3 separate regions of the Mus musculus genome follow, and regions 1 and 2 are each linked to region 3. Evidence: chromatin loops called from intact Hi-C (ENCODE). Cell type or tissue: left cerebral cortex. All regions are shown on one strand.

Region 1 (5,000 bases), 100 kb after region 3:
CATCAGTTAGTACCATGTCAGGATTATGACTGGGCACACGAGAAAAAAGGTACATATCTATCTCTATATATGCTGGAGACATTTGTCACGTGATCCCTGGTGTCTTTGTCATGCACACACACACACACATATATATGTACACACACATGTGTACACACACACACACACACACACACACACACACTGGAGCTTCCCAGTCGTCTCTATAGTGTCACATGATCCCTGGTGTCTTTGTCATATATATATATATATACACACACACACATACACACACACACATATATGTACACACACATGTGTATACACACACACACACACACACACACACTGGAGCTTCCCAGTCGTCTCTATAGTGTCACGTGACCCCTGGTGTCTTTGTCATGCACACACACACACACACACACACACACACACATATGTACACACATGTGTACACACACACACACACACACACATACACACACGCGCGCGCACACACACTGGAGCTTCCCAGTCGTCTCTATAGTGTCACATGACAGGGCAGAAGCCATCAGTGTCCTCAGGGTGCTAGAGAGCTTGCTCTTTTGCATGTAGACTCATTGAACATCTACGTCTAGAATCAGCAGGAAGCCCACGCTTTCTTCTGTACATGAAGCTACCTGCCAGTGTGGATTATGGGGAGGGACAGAAAGCCTACTAATGAAGGTTTTAGTAAAGTGACCCAGTTTGTTTGGAGCCCCCACATTCTCTGGTGACACGAATCTGGCCCCTCCCTCATATCTTCTGTGACGTGAGTGCATATGTTTCTAGTTGGGTTTGTCTGTTCCAAGCTGTTAGGAGAGCACAGAATGCCGACATCTGAGTCACTTTACCACTGGCTTCTTATTATTTTCACAGTACCAAGAATTTGGTATTGTTTTGGTATTTTGTGGACAGTAATCTTTAACCACTTCCTCTGTTCCTTTCGTGTTTGTGAGCTTATAACTTAAAATAATTTTTCTTACTGAAATTAGTTCCAGGCAAGTACAAAAAGAAACGTGTTTCATTTTATCTGCCGCAAATATTTGCCCTTCTTACTAAAGATTAACTTTCTCTGAGTAAGGAAGTAACGGCCATGTGATCATTTGGTGGAGGCTCGAAGCCCGCACTAAAACGCCTTATGCTAGAAAAGAAAAAGAGAAGTTATGAAAAAGATTAAGTGAGGCACAATTTTGTTGGTTGGTGATTCTTTTCATTTTTATCTTTTGAGCTTTTTGCACAGTCAGGGGCCAAACTCAGAGTCTCACACCTGAATTTTTAAAGCTAAAGTTTTAAACTGATTTATTTTTTTCCCCCTCCTTGAATGGCTTTTCCTCCATATTCAGCTGTTTTGGGGTTGACATTGATGCTGGGCTCAGCACTTTGGAAGCAGAAAGATTCTGGATTTGAGGCTAGCGTAGAGTTGATATTGATACCCTGGAGGAAAAGGAAGTAAAGCAGACAGGGGTAGAAGGCTCCTCTGTTTCCACAGATAGAAACAGCCTCCTCATTTATAATTTTCCTAATCAACTATCTACTATCTATCTATTATATCTCTCTCCATCCATCCATCCATCCATCCATCCATCCATCCATCCATCTACCCATCCATCATCTACGCATTTCTTTCTTACATTTTTTTAATTTATTGATTGATTTACTTCTGCATGGGTGTTTGTGTGTCAATGAGCAAGCTGGCTAGCTAGGTAGATTACTTCAGTCACCAAACTCTGGGCTCAAGTGAGAAACTCTGCCTCCTTATAGAAGGTGGAAAACAATCAAGGAAGACGCTGGCCATCAACTTCTGGCCTCCATGTGTGCATCTGTACACGCACCTGTGTGTGCTCGTGTGCATGGGGTGTGGGGTGTGGGGTGTGGGGTGTGGGGTGTGAGTCTCTCTTCCTGTCATGTGTCCCCGGATTGAATTCAGATCAGGCTTCGTGATAAGTACCAGCTGAAGGTACTCGCTCTCTCGCTCTGTCTCTCTCTCAACGTCTGTCTGTCTCAACACTACTTTAATTTGCCACTGAGTGTTCTTAAAATTACTACAAAAACCGGAAGCCTGATTTGGCATAGGGTTCTCAGTTTTGGAAGAGAAAAAAGAAAAATCTAACAGAATTTTAGGTAACTGCGAAATTTCATGAGAATATAATCCTTATTAGTAGCATTAAACTCAGCCCGCAAGTAACAGATTACTGTGTTTTCACAGCCCACTTTGTGTTGATCGTCTTTACGTTCCTTTCCGCCCCGCCCCACCCTTCTATTCCCAGTAGCCCCCTCAGAATGCTGCATTAACTTTCAACCTTCATTTTTTGTCTTTGAGCAAAAGGCGATCACGTCAATTTCCAAATGGCTTAGTAGTTTCATAGGCGTTATTTTGGGAGCTCAGTGGGCAACGTGGCTTTTTTTTGAGAGAGAACAGCGACATCTCTTGGCCGTCACGGGTACTGCGCGTTCAGGGGAGGTTGCAAATTGCACCTCATTGGGTTCTCCGAAGACATACATCTGTGAGGCGAAGTTTTCAGTGGTTGTTGTGGTCGAAAGCAGAGCCCACACGAAAACATCCGAGAGTCAGGAAATGATGACAGCGGTGCTAATCTCATTCTGATGTTTGACAGGTGCCTGACTGGTACTGTGATGGTTTTTAAACGATCAACTGTTCTTTGACAATCTTTCCTTTAGAAATAGAGTCTAACCATTTCCTTGGGTGTGGGCTTAACCAACTGACCAGCACTTTAGGAATGTAATCTGACAGAAGTGTTGGGGAGTGGGGGTGGGGCCGCTACTTTCAAGGGTAAGTCCTAGAAAGCCATAGAGCCATTTTCTTTCATCTCTGGGAGCTGTTACAACTAAGGACCTGCAAGTCCTTTTCTAGAGAAGTCCACGTGGTGAGAAAGTGATCCAATCTAACCATACATCAAGTAGGGAGCTGAGGCACCATGGGACTGAGTTATCTTTCGAAGCCTGCCTCAGTCTCCGGGAAATCTTATCTATGTCCTCAGTCAATCGTAACTGTACCCACATCAGAGATCCAAGCTATTCAGCTGAAATCCTTCCAGATCCCATACAAACACTGTCATATAATACAATTTGTAAGTAGAATTAACAGAGCCAGTAAGATATAATGAAAGATAAATTATTTCCCCATTTATGTATATAAAGAGGTATTGGATGGTCTGAACTTAAATACACTTTACATTATTCAAAGTAAGAGTTCTTAGCAAATAGAACTTTGGGTGCTTGGGAATCAAGCAGGACTATGGTGTGAGAGTCCAAGACAGTGCGCTGTGTAATAAGTGTGTCCTGTACAAAGTTTGGGAACCATATGTAAGCATACTAAACATGGCTTTACTTTAAAAGCTTTTAGGCATATAGAATGACTGTTTTGGATTTGAAAAATTTATTACTTTTAATACTTGACACATGCATTTCTCATGTCAGTGGGAATATGAAAACAGAAAAAAAGTTCCATTCAGAATTAAAATTTCCAAGAAAGTGATTATTTGAGTATAAATAGGTGAGTATTAATTAAACAGGAAGGGAGTTTTTTTCCCCTTATTGATTTAAGATACATGAGGGCTAATATAAAAAATGAGAACATGTTAATTTGCCTACACAAAGAGTGGAAAGGACAGGTTATAGGTGTTCTAAGTCACTCTGTATGTGCGGTGCCGTTAACTACAGCAGGCTGTTTATTGAAAATAGAAGACGCAAAGCACCCCCTGGTGGCCGTTGTTGAAGTAACCGTCCAACTGCAAGAGAAGGCTTATAAACTTTTTTGAGACAGTATTTAAATGGGATCTGTCATTCTTTAAGTAAACTTACCGATGGCTCTGGATTTGTAGTTTGCTGGACACAATAACTCAGTGTTTTCTAAAAGCTAATTCAGCAACATTGGATAGTCTTGTTTTATAGAAGAAAAACCCTTTTCAGGTCAAGGCATTAGGGAAACACAATGTGTGGAGTTTTTTTTTTTTTTTTTTTTTTTTTTTTTTTTTTTTTTTTTTTCAAAGCAGGTCACATAAGAATGACGCAAGAAATAACTGAATCGCAGCACAAGGGACCCTTCATGTTATAAATCGAAGTACAGCGTCTTCCAAAACAAAACAATAAAACAAAACAAAAGAAAACAAAACACTTTGTGCTTTAATCCAAGACCCCTTGTTGGTGTGAGAAGAGGCAGGCAAGGAATTAGAGAGATAAGCAGTCATGACTCTGAGGCAGGTGTGGGATGCAGACCAGGAGCAGTGTGGGATGGGCAGAGTCCTTCCTCCACTTCCGGGGCCACCGGGGCAGGCAGAGGATGCAAGCGAAGCCGGTGAGGGGATTGCTAAAGCCTGTGGCTGTCCTGACATCCCCTAGTCTGGATAAGCAAAGGCTTTAGTAAACTGTTGTTTGGACTAAACAGAAAATGCTGCAACAAAAAGGATAATAATCAGGCTTTGTGAATCTGCTAATTACTGTTTGCACTGCAAGACTGAGAGACTTCTCTGTATTGTCTCTGAGGATGGGGACACCAACACAATGCGTCACAGTCTTCTCTTTTTCTCTCTCCCTCTCTCGCTCCAACCCTCACTTTCTCTTTCCCTCACCCACTCTCTCTCCTTCCTTCCTTCCTTCCTTCCTTCCTTCCTTCCTTCCTTCCTTCCTTCCTTCCTTCCTTCCTTCCTTCCTTCTTTCCTTCTAGCCAGGAAGATTTTTTCAAGGGTTTGCTCACCTGGTGTTCAAAACTGCTTCCTCTCTCCATGGACTAATAATTCAGGCTCTTCACATAGAAAAGGGTGAGTAGAGTCAGTAGACAATGGAGGTAAGGAAAGCGCGATTCTAAAACTGCAAACTTATCTCGCCTTCATTGTTCACTCAAAACAATTAGTTTTCATTCTGATGAGTAAGTGTAGTGTATAGAGCCTTATAGACAGCGTGGAATTCTAGAACCAGAGTCCGTTTTGAATAGTAGTTTAGCTCTATAAATTTCTAGATGCCAGCACATGCTGAAATGAGGA
Region 2 (5,000 bases), 63 kb after region 3:
TGCATAATCAATACATAGACATAATACATAATAAAAAAATACCCTCTCAAGTGAAGTGGTTTCCAAACCAATGGGATTTGTGACATTTTCCTAATGCCCCACTGAACTTTTCACTCTATTACCCTCCTTTGTCCCTCTCGAATTAGAGATAGGACTCTTTCAAAGGCAAACAGAATCAGACTTAGGTTAAGGAATAGAGGCTGTAGAGACAAACCATGACTAGCCTTCGCTAGGGATAAGGTAGGTATAGCATTGAGTCCAGACCAGTGGTTCTCAGCCTTCCTAACCCTCTCTGCATGCTGTGGTGACCTCCAACCTTCGTTGCTACTTCATAACTAATTTTGCTGCTGGTATGAATCGTGTTATAATGTAAATATCTGATGTGCAGGCTATCTAATATGCCACCCCCCAAAGGCTTCCCACTGTCCTTTTAGGAATGTGAATACCCCTAATCTGTGACTGCCTACAGTCCACCTTGGTCTAAAACATTAAAAATATGCCAGAGCCGGGCGTGGTGGCGCACGCCTTTAATCCCAGCACTCGGGAGGCAGAGGCAGGCGGATTTCTGAGTTCGAGGCCAGCCTGGTCTACAAAGTGAGTTCCAGGACAGCCAGGGCTATACAGAGAAACCCTGTCTCGAAAAACAAACAAACAAACAAACAAACAAACAAACAAACAAAAAAGCCAGAAATAATTTAAAAAAACACTCCAGAAATTAATTTCAGAACATTTAATTTGTTTATTCTTTTTATTTTTAAACAAGGTATTATGTAGTACAGGTAGGCCTTGAACTCACTAGAAAGGCAAGGATGGCTTTGAACTCAGAATCCTCCCACTCGGGATTGCAAGAATTCCAGGTGTGCACCGCGGTCCCAGGCTAAAACACTTACTAATTTTTAATTGCTTTACAAAAGCACCTTTTGAGTGGACAAATTCTTCCCTGATGAGGTCCTAGCTAAGCAAACACACGACTAAAACAAAATCTTCACTCGCTTTTGTCATCTCCTGAGCAACAAACTAAAAAGCCCGTGTGCAGTTCGAGAATAAACACCAGAAAAGCGCAAAAAATCAACCCTGGACGCCAAAGATCCAGAATGAACGCTCAGCAGGGAGGTGGTCGGGTGGAGCAGTGAACGCTCAGCAGGCTGCAGCCCCGCAAATTCCCAGAGTCCCAGTAGCCTCTGCCAATCTGAACCGAGGGCTGGGGGCTGGGCTGGGCTGGCTGCAGGGATCAAAGAGAAACAGGGGGAAACAGGCCCGGGACTGTCTGCTCTCTGAGCAAAGATAATAGCATCCTCGCTGTGGCGAGAATGAACACACAGAGCAAGGTTTAAAAACACAATGAGCTCAGAGCTGGTCGGATTCCTTTATCCCACGCCTCAAACTCATCAGGCTTGTCCTCAATTCAGAATCACTCTAATATTGAGTTACAGGGTGAGAGAAATAAAAGGGCAAACCACGGAGTGTTTTTCAGAGCGCAGGGGTTGCCACGTCTTCATATGAAGGAGTCGATTTAGTGGGCTGAGGGTCGCGTTTAAAACCCGGGGGAGAAAAGGGAAGTGAGGAAGGCAGGCAGGCAGGCAGGCAGGTGACATGCTTATCGTGGGGATAAGCCTTACTCGTGAAGTCTTGCTGTGTGTGTGTGTGTGTGTGTGTGTGTGTGTGTGTGTGTGTGTGTGTGTGTGTGTGTGTGTTTGGTATCTTATTGTGAGCATCAGTGAAAACTGAGGTACTCTCTCCAGGTTTTCCGTCTTAGGAGACAAGGCTTTCAGAAACAGGACTTCATCAGCTCCTCTGTTACCGCCCAAGGACGACGTTCCTTCCTCCTTCGCTGCTTCACGTGATAATAAGGATCCCGGTGTGGTGGGGCTTCGCCTCAACGAAACAATTCTTAAAAAAAAAAAAAAAGGTTCCAGAGTCGCACTGCTCTCTCTCGGAAACTGTCTGTCAGAAACAATGAGGAGCCTCCCTCCAGGACCTCTAATTAACGAGAGGGGGAGGGGAGGGGAAGAAGGAGAGGGCGGGGCGGGGGGGGGGGGAAGAGAATAGAAGAGAGAGAAGAGAATAGAGAAGAGAGAAGGATAATAGCATACCTCAGATGCAAAAGTGGCCACTTGGCCACTGTTCTTTAGTGATCCAGACTCTGGAGAAGTCTGCATGGACGCCGGGGAGGGGGTGGGGGATGGGACGAGTAGATTCGTGAACAGCCTTTCTCTTCTTACGCCCCCCCCCCGCCCCCCGCTTTTGCTTTTTCTCTTACAGTTTGAGTCCAATTAGGCTTTATAACTCGTTTTCTGATTTCCAAAGCAGATGGGTGACCAGGCAAAGGGCAGAAACAACGTAAAAGATTTTTGGCTAAAGGTGAAAGACAGCTTCTCCCACTCACCATATTTAACTACTAGTGTGTGGGCGACCTGATCTCTGCATCTCAAGGAATTGAGAATAAAACTAAAACTCGCCAGATACAGGGGGATCTTCACAGTAGATGGTTTTGTGTTTCGCGAAGTCTGGAAGGAAAGGGGGGAGGGGTTTCCTTAAGGACATTCTGGTAAAAGGTAACAATCGAAGGCAAATCTCTTCCCTGCCCTACGCATAAGAAAAATTATCTAAGGGTTTGCTGCTATCTAAGGGTGACCACTAAAAACAAAACAAAAAAAAGGCGTTTCAAAATGAGTAAGCTTACTTATCACCCCAAGAAATCAGAGTGAAGCATTGGAAACCTAAACCCTAGGAAATCCTGCGGTTCAGATAACGTGACCAGGGCGACAGTCATATTGCTTTCAGGCAGCCTGGCTTAACCTCGAGGGAAACCTTTCCTTGGAGTTCAGCTCAAAGAGGCAGACGTCATGTGCACAGAGCACTTGCAAATCTGGTGCCACGCTAGCTAAATTAGCTGAATCAGCACATTATCGTGGAAGGCGGGGTACTTTCTCGCCCTTCTGTGGGACATTGATCCCGGAACGCTGCTGAAAGTCTGGCTGCTGCTGAAAGGATCACCTCTATCTAATTACTATCTTAGGAGCTCAGTTTCTCCAGAGGAGGAAATGTGTGCCACTTTCCCACCTCAAAGCTGCTGCCGCAAAGCAGTGTGGAAGCACACACACTGGATCTGGGTGGGACATTGTTGCTGAAGGATCTCAGTTTCTGAGTCTTGCTTGGTCCTTGGCTCACCAAGCCCATCTCTGGTTCACGGTAAAGGCTTGGGGATTTGCCATCATCTTTAGACACAGATGACCTTTTCATTTTCTCCTGAGACAGAGTCCCATATAGTACAGGTTAGCATCAAAGTTGCTCTGCAGACGAGGGTGACCTTTGCACTTTGATTCTTCTGCTTTTGTGCACTACAGGGGTGCACCACCACACGAAGGAGATCGAACACAGGGACTCATATATGTCAAGTTAATCAAGCCAGGTAAGTTACTCCTGTAGCCTTTTCTTTCCCATACCTCCTAATGCATTCTCTCTCTCTCTCTCTCTCTCTCTCTCTCTCTCTCATCTCTTTTCTCTCTTCTCTCTTCTCTCCTCTCTTCTTCCTCTCTCTCTCCTCTCTTCTTCCTCTCTCTCCCTCTTCTCTCTTCTTCCTCTCTCTCTTCTTCCTGTCTCTGTCTCTGTCTCTGTCTCTGTCTCTGTCTCTCTCTCTCTCCCTCTCTCTCTCAGACAGAGTCTCACTATGTAGCCCTAGCTGATCTTGGCATTGAACACAGAGATTCACCTTCCTCTGCCTCCAGAGTACCGTGGTGAAAGGCTTATACCATCACGTTCAGCCCCTCAGATTCCTAATTCTAAACCTGCAAAATGAATCTTTTATGGTAGAGTGTTGGTTAGTTTTTGTCACACATGACACCAGATAGAGTCACCTGGGAAGAGGGAACTGAAATTGAGGAATTGGCTACAACAGATTGGCAAACCTGTAGGGGCATTTTCTTGATTAATGGTTGATGTGGGAGGGCCTAGCTCACTGTGGGCAGTTCACTCCCTAGGCAGGTGTTCCTGGATTGCATAAGAAAGCAAGCTGAACAAGCTTTGAAAAGCAAGCCAGTAAACACCACTCCTCTATGGCCTCTGCTTCAGTTCCCACCTCCATGTTTCTTCTTTGGTTTCTACCCTTCCTTCCCTCGATAATGGTGATACAGTAAGTGCAAACAAAATAACTTCCTTGCTCCCCCGTAGTTGCTTTTGCTCAGCATTTTATCACAAACAGACATCACACTAGAATGGATGTGGGTTTCAGTTTTTCAGAAAGCTGAGTATGAAGCTTCTGGCACAATGGTAGTGTGTCTGAGCTTTGAAAGTGAACGATGACGCTGAGAAACAGTCTAGCTACTATTTTCTTGTACTCATAGCATAACATCAACACCAGCTTCACTCATGTCTTTTAATGTGCCCTTTCTTCTCCCTCTCCCCCCTCCTTTCCTCCCTTCCTCCTTCCCCGAATCCCTCTCTTCTCCTCCTTTTCTTCTTCACCCAATATCTCTGAATGTCTGCAGTATGCCGAACTTTTCATTAGCACAGCCCCTTCTCCGCAACTCAGTTAATAAAAATAAATATAAAGATTAAAGCCAGTTGTTATTATAACATTGTATGAAAGAGCTACACAGAGCCAGGCCGTAGCAGGGCAGGAGGAGCTTTTGGGAGAGGTCAGAGGTGAGTGTTTCAGGGTGTGTGGGAGTAAGCCACACATGAAGAAAGCATTAAGAACCCTGCAGACTGAGGACCACAGGAGGAGGGCTGGAAGGAGAAAAGTGATGAACAGCAAGGGACAGATTGAGACGAAGCGGTCCTTCTGCTGTGTGCCTCTTTTGGAAGGTTTGACTTCTATAGGGGTCAATAACATGTTTTCATAGTTATTGGATATTATGTTTATTATGGTGTGGGTATCCTCGGGAGTATCATGTGTGTAGGAATGTGGGCACACATATGCCACATTGCATGTGTAGAGGTCACAGGCTGACTTCAGGAGTCAGTTTTCTCCTGCTACTGTGGGTACCAGGAATTCAGAC
Region 3 (5,000 bases):
GCAGATCCAACAACCTTCCCAACTCCCGCAATCCTAAGCAATCCTCTTCGGAGGCTACGGTGTGTGTGCGCGTGCGTGCTTCCCAGAGTTGAACGTGTAAATCTTTTACATGACTCACTTGGCTCGAAAATTCCTCCAATTGCTTAGTATTAGGAAATGAGACCGACTTGTTAAAAACACACTTAGAAAAAGATTAATTTCTAAGTGCTAGAATGCGTATGCGTCCTGGGGTCCAGGCATTTTTTTTTTAATGCCTTATTTCCTGAAAGAGACGCTCTGCAGCTGAAAGATGTACTGGGCGATTTCTACCACCACACGCCTCACCACCTGAACGTCAATCATCATACAAAAAAAAAAAAAAAAAATCAACTTATTACAAACCCGGGCTAACTCCTCCCCAACAGCGATTTCAGACCTTCGGCTCCTAATACCTCGTCTCGGAGCTGCTGGGTCGAGCTAGCCTGTTCTTTGAGACTAAAAACCAGCAGCTTCGGTGCTTCTTTCCTAAAGGTAGCCAGGGCGACTGACACCGAACGGCTCAGTCTTCTCTCAAATAATGGCGTTGGTAATTCAGCCTCCCCGGCTTGGACTACCCGATACCTAAAAACTCGCAGCCCGGAGCTTGGAAATCGGGGAAGGCTGGCGGCACACAACACCCAGGCAGACGCGGGAAACAGACAAGGGCAGATAAAGCCAAATGGTCCCCAGGGTAAGCTGCCCTGGAGGCGCGCCCCACACGCCCCTGGGCGAGCCTCCGCCACCGCCACCGGACGATCGGGTCCCCGCTCCGCTGCCTCCCAGACGCCTCACGCCCCCTGCGCCGCTCCCGGGGACCGATGCATTCTCCGGGCTGGCGCGCGTGGTCCGGGGCAGATCACCCTGTGCATGGGTGCCCATCCGCCACTACCACGGCAGCGCCCCCCAAATTGAGCCGCCCCCTCCCCCCACGCCCCATTGTTCCCGGGAGGCCGCGAGCTGGGAGCGCAAGCGACTGGGACGGAGAGGTGCCGCAACTCACCCGCGATCCCGCACAAGAGCACGAAGCACAGTAGGCGCGCCATGGTAGCTGCCGGCCGGGTCGTGGCTTGCAGGTAAACGATCTCGGCTGGGAGCCCTGGTTTTCCCAGAGCCTGGTACACTCCCGACTGGCTCCCGGCGGTGGCAGCAGCGAAGGCACCTCTGCGCCCCGCCCCAGCTCGGCAGGTGAACGCGTCACTTCCGGCAGCACCCGGGAGCCCCTAAGCAAGAGCCCACAGTGTTGGCGCCCTGGGGTTGCCATGGAAACTGGGATCAGCCCGCGTCCCACCCCCCCTCCCCACCCCCACTCCCCTCTAAGGAACCTTCCAGTCCCAGCGGTCTTGCGCGCTGTACACCTGCTTGCGCTAGCAGCCACCTCCAGCTCTCCCGACTCCTGGTTAAATCGCTTTGTGAGCTGGGAAGCAGCGAGCCAGTCTCACTGCTGAAACAGTCACGCCCTCCTCCCCAGAGCCCAGCTCCAGGCCGGAATTGCTCCCTCTCCCTAAACCTTGAGCTAGGTTTCTTTCGACACACCACTAGCCAGCAGTCACCGCATCCTGTGGTCAGGGGTGGGGACCTCCTGGCACCCGTGTTTCCAAGGGCGATCAGAGAGCCCCGCCAATATCTTGCCTTCTTTTTGAATGGCTAGGTTCCTATTGAAGGCTCAGGAGAGGCTTTTCTTCCGCCCCTGTATACACTAGACCTATAAATTGAGGCGGCAGGTTTAACAAATACTTGGGGCTTTTCTCCTCCTTGCGATTATGAGTCGTTCCAGCCCTGAAGTTAGCCCACAGGGACAAAAGAACTTTAAAAGTGGGACCGGTTGGGGATGGCTAAGTGAACGGGAGTGGCTCTTGGAAATTAGGAATTTGAAAAGCCAGTGCAATCCCGCCCTGCAGCTCTCCCAAGCTGTTATCCTCAGACTTGCCTTTGCTAACTATTCTTGGTTGCTCTTCCCAGATTTTTTTTTTAACTGTTAGAAATGTTGAAATTCACAAGAGCCCCATATTAGGAGGTAGAAAACAGAAGAAACCAGCGTAATGGCCAAGAGTTAGGGGTCTTGGTGGGCAAGTTATTTAGAAGTGAAAGTGAAATCGTGCATTAAAAAAAAAAATGCTTGGTAGGTCCAGAGATGGCTCAACAGTTAAGAGCAATGGCTGCTCATCCACAGGTCCCGAGTTCAACTCCCAGCAACCACATAGTGGCTGGCTCACAACCATCTGTAATGGGATCAAGTACCCTCTTCTGGTATATCTGAAGACAGCGACAGTGTATTCAAATATATAAAAATAAATAAATCTTTTTTAAAAAATGCTTGCCCCCCCCCCCACAGAGCACATAGTGCTCAGCAAGTAGGGACTAATAAAGGAATATTGGGAATGCCTTGTTGCTTGTTGAACCAGAGAAAAGAGAGAAGGCAGGTGTAGGGGGTGATAGGGATGTCCCCACAGGCTCATATATTTAAATGCTTAATCACTATTTGGAAGGATTAGAAGGATTGGGTACTGCAGCCTTTTGGAGTAGGTGTGGCCTTGTTGGAGGAGGTGAATCCCTGGGGGCAGGCTTAGAGGTTTCAAAACACCCATAAGATCCTGGCTCTCTCTTGCCTCTTCCCACCTCCTCTCCTTTCCGATCAAGATGAGGCTCTCAGCTTCATCTGCCTCATACCTGCATCATTGCCTGTCTGCATGCTCCCTGCATGATAATTATGGACTGAAAACGGTAGGCAAGTCTCCAATTAAATGCCCTATTTTGTAAGAGCTGCCTTTGCCGTGGTGTCTATTCATAGTAACAGAACAATAACTGGGACAGAAGAATAACCAGACTTAAGGCTACAGGCTCCTACGGGGGAGGGAAAAGAGTAGAGTCCAAGCAGAGGTGCGCTACCCTGCTAAAGAGCTTAAAGCGTTGGCTAATTCAGTCAAGCAGAAGCCTGGGAATGGACTTTAAGGGGGTGAGACAATGGTAGAAAGAACATAAAACTGGATTAGGCTGAGTTTACTGACATGGGTGCACTGAATGGAGAGTCTAGGTTTAGTATGGAAGCTTGCACAGTCAACAAGGATGCCAGACGTCTGACTAGTTGGCTGAGGCATTTGTTCAGATGCTAAAAGATGGCCTACTAAAAAGGAGTTGGAGATGCCCGATATCCGTTGGCTTAATGTTGATGAAGGGATTTTAAGGTTCAGGGAAATGGCAATACTAGAGTGTGTGACCTTGTAAAAACCCAATCTCCCACAGGGGGAAGGTCCAGAAGACGTGCCCTTCAGTAACCCTTTAAACTACAGAACTGTGAGAGGGGCACCAGCAGATCTGAAGGGCTTTGTTGTCAACCTTAGGGTTGAGACACACAGGGCTGCTCAGTTCGATGAATTAAATGCAATGGGTTTAAATTAGGCTTTGAGGTAACGGAGTCCAAGTGGCAACACTGACTTCCCAGAAGCAATGTGGCCTTAGTCAGGCAGCATTGACAGATCAATGTCCAGAATGGCCTGACCCATAATGGTCAGCACAGGGTCCATTAGATACTGGTTCCGAAAGACCCCCCCCCCCCAAAAAAAACTATTATGGCCCTCCAATTAAATTAAGAGTTTAGGAAGATCTAATGGAGTTTTTGGAGAAGTCTTACTCATAGATAGGTCCAGTGGGTCATCCTGTGGTTATTTCCCCAGGATATATAATTGGAATGAATATACTTAGAAGTCAGAATACTCACATTGGTTTCCTGACCAGTGAAAGGAGGGCTATTGTGGTTGGAAAGGCTAAATGGAAGCCTTTAGAGTTGCCTCTGCCAGGGAAAACAGTGAATCAAAAAACAATACTTTGTTCCAGGAGAAACTGTAAAAATTAGCAGTTGAAAGATGCAAGGGTAATGGTTTATACCCTACCTCCTTTTAATGCGCTGATCTGGCCAGTGCAGAGAGAATGGGTTGGCTGGATATCAGGGACTTGGAAAGAGTACGATTGGAAAACTAGTGAGAAAGACACCTGGAGAAGAAGTAGGTGGATAGATCTCTCCAAATGGGCAAAGGATGTGAAGAGACTGTGTCCCATGTAAATGCGACTTCAAAAGGTGACTTCAGCTGAAGAGTTTAAGAAGCGAGAAGACAGAATAGCCCCTTCTGTAGACAGTCAGCCTCTTTGCCCAGCCATTCTTGTCATTGCCCAACGGACCCATGAACAATGGGGCCGTGATGGCAGAGACAGAGATTATGTGTATGCTCAACAGCACAGACTTCTACTCACCAAGGCTGACCTGGCTACAGCTATTGCTGCGTGCCACTTCTGCCAACAGCAAAGACCAACACTGAGCCCCAGATATAGCACCGTTCCCTGGGGTGACCAGCCAGTGAACTGGTGGTAGGATGGACCACTTCCTCCATGGAAAGGACAATTCTTTGTCATTACTGGAGTAGGTACTTATTCTTCTTATAGATTTGCCTTTGCTGCATATAACACTTCTGCCAAAACCACCATCCGTGGACTTACAGAATGCCTTAGTCACTGATCATGGAATCCACTTGTCTTACTATATTCCCCACCATCTTGAAGCAGCTGGCATGATAGAAAGAGAAAATGGCCTTTTGAAGATATAATTACAGCCCCAATTAGGTGACATCATTCTAGAGGTCTGGGACAAGGGTCTCCAAAAGGTTGTATATGCTTTGAGTCCGTGTCCAAATCATATATGGTATGTTTTCTCCAAGAGTCAGCTGTCTTAGTTAGGGTTTTACTGCTGTGCACACCACGACCAAGGAAACTCAGTGACACACCTATTCCAACAAGGCCACACCTTCCAATAGTGCCACTCCCTGTGCTGAACATACACAAACCATCACACCAGGATCCACAGGTCCAGGAATCAGTAGGTAGAAAATAGAATAGTTCCACTCACTAATAGTGACCCACTAGGAAATTTTCCCTTTCCTCCTCTAATAACCTTAATTTTTGCTGGCCTAGAAGTTTTGTTTCCAGAGCATGGT

The links. Peaks named below come from ENCODE experiments on the same cell type or tissue, not always from the same donor. Only the 100,000 strongest peaks of a DNase experiment are listed, where the experiment ranks them.
Region 1: it touches region 3 in a loop (2.3-fold over the local background); 25 of 42 quality-filtered maps call a loop at or near these places.
Region 2: a loop joins it to region 3, with 6 times the contacts of the local background. A loop is called at or near these places in 7 of 42 quality-filtered maps.

What each region holds. Positions count from the first base shown.
Region 1 is chr16:78,196,392-78,201,391 of GRCm38, reverse strand. No RefSeq gene overlaps it. Among named protein-coding and RNA genes, the nearest start is that of Gm31613, 24 kb to the left of the region's middle. In left cerebral cortex, CTCF peaks have their summits at 2,424 and 3,723 (motif pointing left); DNase peaks (open chromatin) are centred at 2,424 and 3,718; H3K4me3 peaks cover 377 bases.
Region 2 is chr16:78,234,824-78,239,823 of GRCm38, reverse strand. Gm31613 (a long non-coding RNA gene) reads right to left here. Exons shown (of 3, transcript XR_384991.2): 2 at 2,094-2,507; 3 at 882-1,890. Gm41477 (a long non-coding RNA gene) reads left to right here and starts at 2,832. Exons shown (of 2, transcript XR_876182.2): 1 at 2,832-3,412. In left cerebral cortex, no CTCF peak of the experiment used is centred here; DNase peaks (open chromatin) are centred at 1,641, 1,732, 2,419, 2,852 and 1 more place; H3K4me3 peaks cover 2,040 bases; H3K27ac peaks cover 1,146 bases.
Region 3 is chr16:78,297,893-78,302,892 of GRCm38, reverse strand. Cxadr (coxsackie virus and adenovirus receptor) reads right to left here and starts at 1,222. Exons shown (of 7, transcript NM_001025192.3): 1 at 1,019-1,222. The coding sequence starts at 1,061. In left cerebral cortex, no CTCF peak of the experiment used is centred here; DNase peaks (open chromatin) are centred at 617, 741, 1,244, 2,773 and 1 more place; H3K4me3 peaks cover 1,964 bases; H3K27ac peaks cover 1,839 bases.